Linked DNA regions of Mus musculus: region 2 is linked to region 1. Evidence: chromatin loops called from intact Hi-C (ENCODE). Cell type or tissue: left cerebral cortex. All regions are shown on one strand. Links, peaks and the distances in the headings refer to the core of each region. The heading gives the core; the rest is flanking DNA.

What was found. A loop is a pair of places that touch in the nucleus more often than their neighbours do. Peaks named below come from ENCODE experiments on the same cell type or tissue, not always from the same donor. Only the 100,000 strongest peaks of a DNase experiment are listed, where the experiment ranks them.
Region 2: a loop joins it to region 1, with 2.3 times the contacts of the local background. A loop is called at or near these places in 2 of 42 quality-filtered maps.

What each region holds. Positions count from the first base shown.
Region 1 is chr12:26,311,357-26,317,507 of GRCm38, forward strand. It overlaps Rnf144a (ring finger protein 144A), which reads right to left. Exons shown (of 10, transcript NM_001081977.2): 9 at 2,664-2,753. Among named protein-coding and RNA genes, the nearest start is that of 4930549C15Rik, 32 kb to the right of the region's middle. In left cerebral cortex, for the core only: a CTCF peak has its summit at 3,805; a DNase peak (open chromatin) is centred at 3,815.
Region 2 is chr12:26,371,690-26,377,840 of GRCm38, forward strand. All of the region lies in intron 3 of Rnf144a (ring finger protein 144A), which reads right to left. 4930549C15Rik (RIKEN cDNA 4930549C15 gene) reads left to right here. Exons shown (of 5, transcript NR_130981.1): 5 at 1-59. Among named protein-coding and RNA genes, the nearest start is that of 4930549C15Rik, 28 kb to the left of the region's middle. In left cerebral cortex, for the core only: no CTCF peak of the experiment used is centred there; a DNase peak (open chromatin) is centred at 2,935.

The DNA.
Region 1 (6,151 bases), core at 1,484-5,483:
GAAGTGGGTTCAGCTCTGGGTAAAGGCCATCCAAGAAAAAGGCCTACCTTTGCTAGAGGACAGGAAACAGCTGAGATGACTAGATTCCTGGACGGTTAATGTATAAGAAGACAAGGACAGGACCCTTCCAATGAAGTAACTAGAATGACTGGGACATGGGACATCAGAACTAGCTTTGCTCTTCTGCAATTTAAAGCCTAACATGGACTTTTTTGATTAAAAAAGAAAAAACTCATTTTCCCCTCTTGGTAATAAGGCCCAAACACAGACCTACTGACACCTACAGCAGGCAGTGGGGTTGTTTCAAATGAACAAGGTCCTCTTTTCCCTATTCTTGCTTAGATTAGCCATTCTGCCTACTGAAAAGCTGAACATGGAGTTTGACTGCCACCTAGTGCTCAAGATGATAAGTGCATGACTCCCCCAAGTCTGTTTCCTCAACTTTGGATATAATAAATGATCTCCAAGGCCCACTATATGGTGAAGCATCAAATATGAGTAAGGGAAGGAATTCCTTTATTGGAATTGTCCCTGGGAATAAACCATACATGTGTACTTACATAGGTGTACATGCCCACAATTAAAATAAATGAATAAGGTCACATTCCGAATTGTAAATGAGGCTCTGATGTAGCTAAGCCAGGGACGCTCCTTTGATAAACATAATATTGGTGGTGGGATCCCACCAAGCAGGCCAGGTGACATGTTAAAGATCATGTGCACACTGTGGGAGCTGAAGAGATGGCTCAGCACTTGGGAGCACACTGCTCTTTTAGAGGCTCTGAGTCGGGTTTCTAGTACCAGTGCTAGGCAGGTCACAAATGCCTGTAATTCCCGTTCTAAGGAATCTTTATCTCTGCAGGCCTCTGCAGCCAGGTGCACATACAAACACATATGTTTAACTTTGGGGTCCCAAAGCTCACAGTGAAGTCCCTCAAGGTCACTTGGAGCTCCTGATAACCCCAGCTGGCACATGACACAGCCTCCACAGTGACCTGACCACATGGCTCACACTCTGACCAGTACAACCCACCTCGGCTCAGATCCTCAGCCTACCTCGTCTGTATTTACATGCTGTTTGGTAAGTTGAGCTTTCAAGCTACTGCCAGTTGGTGACTGGCAGATAGAGAAATCACCAGAAAGAGAAAAAAAGAGAGACAAAAGTGAGTGACACAAGGAAAAAGTCACCGTGAACATGCCCTGATGGCCAGGCCATGGATATACCATACGGGTGGCAGAGGGATGGGTCCAGGCTCCAGAGAGGGTCACTCATCACAAACATGGTGACCTCCGCATGCACTGTGGAGTACAGGAAAACAGGCCTGGTCAGCCCCTGGGAGTAGTGCCTGCTCCTAAGCAACACCTTGAAGGCACAGGTTTTATGCCCTTCCCCTCAGCCCTGCTGCAGACAGTCACACTCGTGGGCTTCCAGCCCCATCAACTTGTAGCAATGAGTGCCAAGAAAAAGTAGTTACAGTTAGATCTGCTCCCAACTCTAGGCCACCAACCTGAAAGTGGGGCTCTGTCTTCAGATGGCCTGGCACAGTGAGCTCAGAGGATTCATGGGAAAGTCTGTGAACGAAGCCCCTTCCACAGCAAGTAGGGGGCATTGCAGACCCCACTCTCCTAACCCCTCCATAGTTACCAACTTCAGTATGAATACAATCCATGTCTGCTAGGTCTTGCATAGATCTGAGACACGGTCTTGCTGAAATGTCAAACTAACCCTGTACTCCCTGTCCCACTCTGTCCTTCCATGATCCAAGCCACTTACACACAGACATACGACGTGACGTGCAGAAGTAGCGCTAACCCATAAAGAACCTTCCCACTCACTCTATCTAAGCCCCTGTCGCTGTCCCTCACTCTGGAGACCAGTTATGTTGTGGGTGAGAATGCTGGTTCATCATCCCTCTGCTTTCCACCTAACAGACAGCAGGCTCCATAAAAGAATGTCTTACAGATGTGGCTCCGACTCCCAAAGGGGCCTGCCACACAGGTGATAAATACCACTCAACATATAATTATGCTAGCTGAATCAGCTAACATAAGAGCCACTTACAGCACAGACAGAAGAAGTGTTCCTTTACTTGCCCATCAACCTTCCCTGTTAACAACTTGCTTGCCTCTCTCAGGACAGCTCTAGGCAGTTCTTCATCAAGTACAAGGGGTTCAGGGCCATCAGCATTACTTTCAGTTGGCAAGTCTTTTAGGACATGCACACAAACACAAACATACACATACACTCATCTTCTAGAATACACACACACACACACACACACTCATCTAGAACACATATACATACACTCATCTTCTAGAACACACACACACACACATCTTCTAGAACACACACATACACACACTCATCCTCTAGAACACATATGCACACACTCATCTTCTAGAACACACATATATACACACTCATCTTCTAGAAAACACATTCCTGTCTTCTGAAAAATACAGATATACACACTCACCTTCTAGATCTCTCTCTCTCACTCATCCTCTAGAACACATATGCACACACTCATCTTCTAGAACACACATATATACACACTCATCTTCTAGAAAACACATTCTTGTCTTCTGAAAAATACACAGATATACACATTCACCTTCTAGATCTCTCTCTCTCTCTCTCTCTCTCTCTCTCTCTCTCTCACCTGTGTCCGATGCCAGATCACTGATGCTCGGGAGTGGCCCAGCTTGTTGCGGCAGGGCCCCTTGTCATAATGTATCAGAAGGAAATCATCCTGTGAAGGTCAGAGAAAGGTCTACAGTGAATGCTGGATTTGGACTCTCAGTCTTTTGAACGCTTCAGTTTGTTTGATCTTTCCAGATACCCGGTGTGCGCGCACAGGAAAGAGTGAGAGCAGGGGCATGTATGTGCTGCACACCTGGAGACTGTTTCTCTTGACCACAGCCCTCTCCACAGAGCAGCAAGGAGGAGCTGTGAGCCTCGGGCAGTAGAGGGAGTCTTGGCCACATTTCGGTACTGAGCCAGAGGTCTCCTGGGTGTAGAGGCTGCCTCTGGAGTTTGTACCAACACAGGTGAGTGAAGAGAAAGATCAGGTTCTGAGTGTCAGGAGTTTTTCTGGGGCCTGCCTGTGTCAAATCCCACGGTATGAGAACAGCTTCTCATCAGGTGAGTCCTCCCTGAGCTCAGAACACTGCCATGCTTCTCTTTATTCAAGACCTAGTCCAGCAACCACCCTCTACCCACAAGGTCTCCCTCCACCTGCCTAGAGGGAGCAGGGGTCCTTTCATAGTGCGCAGAGAACTGTCCGGTCCATGTCTCTTTCCAGGTGGCCCTGCCTCACGTTCTCAGGACAGTCACCTCCAGACTGCCAGGTCCCTGGGCTGAATGAAGGCTTGTTATATTGGTCCCTCTGAGGATGATCATCCCTCAAATGTATCTCAGTCTGTATCAGCATCACCGAGTGTCAGGGACAGGCGTTCTCACCTCCACACATAGGAAGCCCTGCCTGTCCATCACGAGCACAGAAAACAGGAAGGAAAGGGCACCCAGCAGGCTAACACCCTTTGCTCGTTTTACCAAGGCCACCAACGGAAAGCTTCCTTTAAAGAATATCCATGGGGTCTACTATGACTGAAAGGACAAGAAAACCAGAGAAGCCTAGGATAGCAATCATCTGTCCCCTCAGACCAACACTAGGGGATAGTCGACCTAAAATGCCTCTCAAGCTGAAAGGGGAACCACCCTGGAGATTTCTGTTCTAAGGTCTAGCCCCCTAGACAGTGTGGCAGCAAACCCTGGCTTTTCCGATGCAGTTCCAGGCGATGACCACTGGAGGCAGAAGCTCAACAGCTGTCTCACCCTCCTTGGACAGGTGAGCTCACAGCCTCTTTCTTCTAGCTCCAGATGTGTCTCTGTTGAAACTCCATCTGGCCACTTCTGCCCGCCGAGTGCTCTCCTCTTGGAGTCTTAATTGCCTTTTCCTTCACATGGATGTTAATAGTACATTACCCCAGAGGACAGCTTGAGTGCGCTTGTCTCAGGTTTTGTTTGTTTGTTTGTTTGTTTGTTTTTTCTCCAATCTGCCTATCACAGCATCTTATTCTGTGGGCTCTCTAAAAGGCGTTGAAGTCCTTTTCTAAAGCACACATTGAGCCACAGGGCATCAGCTACTGGACAGTCTTTACTGATGTCTGCCCTTGGAAATGGGTACTGGTCATCCAATCCTCCTAGATAGCCTGTGGCAAATAAAAACTTGCAGAGCACACCCCATGGAGAGTGTGACCACCCTGGCAGAGGTAGAAATATTCTAAAGAGACACTTGGGACACCAGTAGCTTGAACCCGTAGCTCATCAATTCAGCTAGACTGGCTGTCCAAGGAGCTCCAGTCATCCCCCTGCCTCTGGCTTCCCAGCCCTGAAATAATAGGTCCTGACTTCAGTGCCAGCTTTTATGCCAGCCTCTAAGACTATTAAAAAAATGGACTCCAAGGACTTGGGGTTTTCCCATGAGTCTCAAGATGAAAGAAGAAATAAGCTGAAGTCTGGTACAAAGGGGAGCTGTGGTTGTCACTCTCAGGAAAAGTTCACGACTTCGTGACAACTCATCAGGCTACCTTGCAGCAAAGCCTAGAGCTGAGACAACAACGGCCAGGACCACACCTTGGCCATGGCTGCTAGACTCTGTCTTCTATCTTGACCCCTATTTAAACCTAAACCTCAGGCTGGTACCTGGCAGAGGAGTCCAGGGGGTGAGGGCAGGGTCACCGGACTCCTTTTCCTGTTCCTCCTCCCAGTGCGACCACACTGAACACATACACATCTCTCTGCTTCTCAACTGGGTAGCCAAGTCTAGTTGTGAGAGCTACTGAAGTCCAGGCATTGATCCTGACAGTTCTGGTAATAACACGGAACCCCAGGCAAAGAGCAAGCTCACTTTCCAGATTCTGCTAGGGGTTCTATCCAATCAGTCCTTGCATGGCTGCTTTGCCAGGTATCCAGGTCCTGAGGGAGGTCAAAGCCTTCAACCTCACACACAGAGAAGAGTTACTCCATCCTGGCTTCAGCTCCTCCCACCAGCATTCCTTGCCACATCAAGCCTTTCTCGTGTCCAATTCTTTTGTAACCACTGGCTTCAACATCTCTTGTTCTATTTGGCAGGTGAACAAACTCTTGCTCAACTTCCACGTCCCCAGCCACCCCCATCCTCTAGCCTCTGGTCCTATATCACTCTGCATAGTGGATTGATTTCACACCCATCAAAAATCGCCCCCTCTGTGGGTTGCCATGCACTTCCTGCCTGGCTGTGTGTGTTATCTGCTTTCTTTGGTATATGACATAACTTTAGGAGGGGATCATTTTGGCTCACAGTCTGAAAGGATTATAAAGCCTGGCTTCACACAGGAGCTTGAGGCAGATTGAAGGTCACATTGAAGCCAGTCAGCTTCCTCACCCTTGTTCAGGCGAGGACTTCAGCCTACATTTTTCCTCACTTAATACCATCTAGAAACCTCTTCACAGACATGCCCAGACGTGGGTTTCCATGTAAAATATATATCCCATCAAGCTGACCCATCACAGAGGAAAACCATGAATGTTAACATACTGGGTTGTCTTTCCAAAGAAAAAGATGTATAGAATCTGTCTTCCATCCAGAAGGCTGGGAGATGGAGGTGGTCAACAGTCTAGGACCTCTGTACTATCTATACGGACAGGGGATGCTCCAAGCTCTCACAATAAGGACTACAGGTGGCTAATAGCCCAGATGACCCCTCTGCTATCTGTATCACCCAGACCACAGCAGATCCTCTCTTAGGCCCTTAAGACAATACATGTACCCTACCTCTTGAAGCCATCGTCACAGAAGTGACATGTATTTTGAGAAGAGTTTCGATGTAATCACGCCTCTTTGTGTACTCAGGAATGTGTTAAATAGCTTTCCAAATTGTGCTGTACTGAAACATGCCTAAAATGAGCTGCTCGTGGTCAGACTCTAGAAGTTTGAACCAGCACTGGTTACCTATGGAATCATGTAGAACCAGATAGCCTTTTTGCCTCACTACGAACCTTACTCTGATGTTTGCGGAGACCCCAACACTCTTCAAAGCAAAGCTAAACCCCAAGCCTGGCCCAAGCTTCCGTACCCAGATGTCACCTCAGGGAACCAAGATCCGC
Region 2 (6,151 bases), core at 875-4,874, 60 kb after region 1:
CGCTTCCTCTGCCATGGACTGCCCTGGAACTCTAAGGCTGGAATAAATCCTTTCTTCCCTAAGTTGCTTGTGTCTAGCTATTTTATCACAGCAACAGAAAGTAACTATGATGAGAGCTGTGTCTCTGGGTGAACTGAGTTTCATATAAGATTTTCAGTGGTAGTGTGGTGTTTGGGGTAAGTTAAACAAGCTGGAATTGGTGAGCTCTCTGTTCAGAAAGGGACCCTGCCTATATAAATTCAGGGGAGAGCTCTTGAGGAAAATACTAGTCATTAACTTTTGACTTTCCCATTCATTCCCACACATATGCACATGTATAAGCACACACACACACACACACACTCCCACACATATGCACATGTATGAGCACACACATACATGTATGAAAATCACAAACACATACACATGAAAAGAAGGAAAGGAGGGAGGAAGGAAGAAAGATGGAAGGATGAGAAGCCAGAAAGTTGGAGGAAAGTTGCACCAGTTGACTTCCTAACCTCAAACTTTCTGCATCTGAGACATTTGAGGACACCTTTTCTGTATTGGCCTTCCACAGAAAGACTTGATTTCTCTACTTGGGATTAAAAGAAAGTGGTTGTTTAAGGTGGTCATATGAGTATACATGACAATATTACCCAGCAGCTTTAAATTGGAGTTATTTTTAATGTTAGATAATCCCCATACACACACACTAGGATGCAGAGATAATTGGCTTTGTAGAGAGCCAGCCATCTCTAGTTGTTGTGACTTGACTTCCTTGTTTTCCCAGAATTCAAGGTGGCTGTGTCCATGAGGTTTGATTAGGGCGAATGGTCAACCCAGTGTTCAAACCGCAGTCATTGGGATGTGCAAAGCACCCTGGATCCCCTGTCTCTGCCTCCAAAATGGTGGGCTTACACTCAATCCCCAATCTGAATGGCTTTTAGATGTTTTTGGGATTCTGAACTCCAGTCCTCAAGTTTGTGTGACAAGCACACTCTCCTGAGTCAGCTCTTCCGCTCTCATCTGTACTTTAAAATCATCACTACCATGACATCACCCTCCTCACTGAGCAACACATTCAGAGGTCAACCGGACATGGATGCTCTCAAGGATTACAAGGCCTTCAAGTTATAGCCAGCTCACCTCCCCGAAGTAAAGTCCGAGCCAGCCTTGGGTTCACATCCTGAGACCTCAGATGGCAGGATTAAGGAACACAGGTGTGTATGTAATCAGGAGAAAAAGGAGAGCAGATAACTAAGTAAGGGTTATAAATGTGACCGGTTATCTTAGTTAATGAGTACCATACTCCAGTGGGATGTACATTCAGATAGAGAAATGAGCTCAATAGTTTACACAAAGTTTTAGATATATTTAGTAAACAATGATATTTTTAAAGAAGCTGAGGATGTAGCTCAATTGATGAGAATACTTGCCTGGGATGCACAAGGCTCGGGGTTTAGCATGTAAACAACTACATATGGTATACCATACATGCCTATAACCCCAGCAATGAGAAGTTGGCAGCATGAATTCTAAGGTTACCCTTGGATATACAGTGATATTCCCAACTGAAACCAGACACAGTGACAAATTCTACATTTCTATTTGTGACACTGCCTAATGATTCCCAGGAGGAGGGATAGGGGCTGCCAGGTGATCTCATCAGGATGGACTCTCCCATGCAGGCTTCTTACGGTGGCCTTCAGGCAGCAGGGCGGCCTTGTTATGTGAGCGCAAAGGACTTTTTCAGAACAGTAGGAAGAGTAAGCCCCACAGTGGAAGTACAAGTTCAACTTTGTTCCCAAGGAAAACATGCTCTGTACAACAGACCTAACTCTCTTAACATCATCAGCCATAAACACAAAACATGAATTATATCCTTATCAAGCCCTTCTTGTCTCTAAGAACATGTTCAAGATTCCAAAGGCTGACTCTATACTTCATCTCTCGAGATCCCAAGAGATTCCCCTCATCCGTCCAAGGAACAGCAGGTATCTGAGAATGCCACAACCCCAAATGGTCCAGTTTCCACGAGGATTCAAACTTAGAGCTCATGAGCTCTGACAAGCTTAGACTTTCCTCTCCACATCAGGGCTGCCTGTGACCCTTGTCACCATTCACATCTGGGTATCATGGAAGACAAAAATGAAAACATAAACTGAGCAGAAACCAAATATCTGTGAAGCAACAGGCCTCCCTGTGACGTAAGAGAAGACAATGAGAAACAGTGAGCTGGCCGAATGTCAGCCTCAGGAGAAGAAAGCATTTGTTATTTTTTTCTCGGTTGCAAAAGCATTGCATGGTGTTTTCAAAAGAAATTACCAGAAAGGCACTAAGAAGATAAACTCTAAACCCACACGCCGGGAAATATCCAAAGGGTCCAACCTTACTCTAAACATTACGTAAAGCTCTCCAGAACAAGCACACAAATATGAACACGTGACTACAGATACATGTGCCCCATACAATTTAGGTTGGCATTAAACCAACCAGTGACTTTGCTGGCAGTTTCAAAGTCAAGAGCAGACTACACCGTGCTCTAGCTCTCCCCTTCTCCACACTTCAAGTTGGGGGAGTAAACAGGCCATCTGAGAAAGAGGAGCACCTCCAAACGAAAAGAGCTGGGATCCCCGAAAGGAGGCAAATTCTCATTTGTTTCCTGTTGCTGAGTGAACATTACAACCAAGAGCAACTTGGAGAGGGAAGGGTTCATTTCATCTTACAGGTTAAAATCTTAAAGAGAAAAAAAAAACTAAAAACAAAAAAAACCAACCAACCAACCAAGCAAACAAACAAACTAAAAACACCACCGAAGAATGCTTCTTACTAGTTTGTTCCCAGGTTCTCATTTAGCTACATTTCTTATACAGTGCAGGCCCCCACCTGCTTAGGAACAGCACCGCCCACAGTGGACTGAGCCCTCCTACATCAGTTTGCAATCGAGAGAATGTTCTAAGCAAGTCTGTAAGCCAATCTGATGGGGACTTTCTTCACTTGGGTTCCCCGCTGAGATATGTCAAGTTAACAGGAAAGATTAGCCATCATAAGGCAAGAGTTCTTACTGGGACCCATCTTAGCCACAGAACATTCAAGGATTGGAAGGGTCTGGAGAGAGGTTACCTAGCTGGCCTCTTCCTTAATAGGGGAGAAAACTAAGTTCTGAGGAAGTAGAATAAATGCCTAACCAGTGACCCTTCTAACTCCCACCATTTCTTTTCAACTTTGGCTCTCTCCTTTGGTTAGTATGGGAGTTCAGGGTTTGGAATGTATGTATGGTTTCATGCAACCATGGGCTTAGTGCCCAGCCTAAGACTCCGGTCTAGCAGTCTACTGCCATGAACCTAGCACTCAGGGGGTATAGGCTAAAGGGTTAAAAGTTCAAAGTCATTCAAAGTCATTCTTAGCTACACAGTGGGTTAAAGGCCAGGCTGGGCTATAGGAGACCCTGTGTCAAATAAAAGAAAATGTTTTGCACGCAGGGTCTTCACTTTCCCCATGGCACTTGCAGCCCACAGGATGTCCCTGGTTACAGTTGCCCAATGAACAACAACAACAACAAAAACAAAATGTTTCTTCCTCCAAAATCCTAGCAACAAACCTCAGTGAGGCTGAGGCTGACGTTGAGAAATTGAGACTGTAAGGTCAAGTCTGAGTGGATCTGGAGACCTCAGAGGGTTTGGCTCAGCTGCACAGATTCCACTTAAGGCATGGATCTTCGGAGGCTCCTCCTGAGGGAAGGAGGCAGGAGCATCTAAAACCATTTCTGAGAAAAAAAAAGCCAAGTGAAGTTTCCTTTTCCTCCTCCCCTATTTCCATTGGCTTTTCCAATGGTTCCATGGCTATAGCACATACTTCCCATCAGCGGGGCCAGGCTGCACATCTGTAAGGAACACTATTTCTCAGGATCTCAGAACATGCGGACTGAGAGGGTCCCAGGAAGCCAAGCTAGGGAGACAGTAACACAGAACAATGATTTCCATGAGTGCAGGTGCTTGCAGCACCCAGAGACCAGACAACCCCAGACTTCTAGGTACATTCTGGGGAGCACATAGGATGTGGGGGGGCTCAACTGTGGATTTTTACTTTTGTATTTACTTTTTAAAAAATATTTCAGCAATGCTACACCTGGATGAATTTCAAAGTGAGCCATGACCTTTGGGTTCCTAAATAACTCTCCACACGTGTGAAGAGATGCTCTGTTCACTCCTCAAGTCCTCCCTACCTACTATGCTTCCTTTCTACATTTCCCACCTCCTGACCACCCACAAAGATCATGCAGAAAGAGCAGATTACAAAGTTCTGAGGATTCCCAGGATCAGACCTGCTTGGAGTTGCAGATCTGCTGAGATATTTCCGAGGTGGCACATGGCCTGCCTCAGCCCTTATGGGGGTGGGGGGGCTATGTGCTTCCGATGGATCAGCAAGATGCTCTCTGCTTCAAGGGTAGTAACAAGGATCAGACAGAAATGTTCTACACAAGGATCTAGAGCCTACTCCAAGCACAGGGATATCAAAAGTGTAACTGGGGGACTGATGCTTGGTGTGATGCAGTTCCTAGGCTATGTCTTTCTTGTCCTTGCCTTTTCTATTGCACATCACTCATGGCATATGAGTCACCAAACCCAGGTACTGACTTGGCCTTTCTCCTCATCCCTCCCTTTGAGGTTGCTGAAGAAAGCCCTGTCACTCATCATTAGTGTGTGCCTTTTATAAAGCAGGCAGTAAGTTCACTGGTAACTCCTGCATTAATTATCCCCAGGAAAATGGACAGAGCAAGAGAATCTTGCATCTACTAGAGGATGTCAAGCCCCTCTATGAAAGGCAAGAGAAAGTAAATGGGGTCAAATGAGCCCAGGCAGACTTGAGTTTGAGCTAGACCAGAACATCATGGCAAGGTGGCACCTCTGCCACATGATGGAGATCCCTACACTTAAGAGAAGAATGGCTGTTGTGGGAACAAGCCTAGAAAATGTCTGCATCAGATGCCTATGTCAGACTGCAAGAGATCCCATATGGGAAAGAAAGTGCAAACATCCGGTCTTGAGAAAAACTCAACGTAAACATCTGTCTATATTGTTGAGACGTGATAGAGTCTGGAACACTGACTGTACCCTGATGCTGCATGCTGGAACGCCTCTAAACACCACAAGTCTACTTAACGTGAGCCAGGGTAACAGCAAAGGTGACAGGGTCCCTGTATGGCCATGTGCTGCAGGCAAAATAGAGAGCAACCCATCTTTATTCTAGGTCAAGCCTCAGAAATGGCCACCCAGGTAACCACAGGACTGAAAGCCAGAGGCCATACGAGATGCTCCAGGAACTCGATCAGTCACATTGATCTCCCCAGAGTAGCAGACAGAAAGCTATGACTTAGAACACAAATAAAGCAACAACATACTGAAGTTCCAGGAGCTTATCACTCTGATGCAGAAATGCTCCTCCCTGTAAGAGACTGAGGTGGTAGCTGCAGCCCATGGCCAAGAACTCCCTAGGGGGAGTAGCTCTCAACCTGTAGTTGAATGATCTTTTTGCAGGGGCTGCCTAGAACCATCAGAACACACAGATGTTTCCATTACAATTCATAACAGTAGCAAAATCACAGTGACGAAGAAGCAACAAAAACAATATTATGGTTGGGGTCACCCCAACATGAGGAACTGGATTAAAATGTCACAGCATTAGGAAGGTTGAGAACCACTGCCTTAGGGAGTTCACTATCTGTGGGTGGATAAAGATAAATGCTGACAGGGTTGGAGATCTGAAACTTTCCTTGTAGCACACTGTTGTATTGGCGATATAGCATGTCTTTTGCTTACCAGACTGAGTGAGTACCAAACAGCAGAGATGGGACCGTGAGAAGGGCTTTCTCTGGTTTGGTGTGGCATCCTGCCCCACACTTGTCTTCAGCAGCCCTCCAGAGTTTGCTAAGGGACAACAGCCCAGCCCAGTGGTGTTGAAAGCGCCTGCTCAGGCCAAGCAGAGTAGAGATCAAGTCTCACCACTGAGGGCGAGACCACGTGTTCTGACTATGTTGTGGCTAGAGAAGTCAGCTTATGCTCCCATCTGTCACCTTCAGAGCAATGGTGACAGAAGCCTTCCAGCGATCCGAGTGTATCCCTGGAATCCCATCCTAACTCCCCCACCCCAGTCTGGATGCATCCACGTTTAG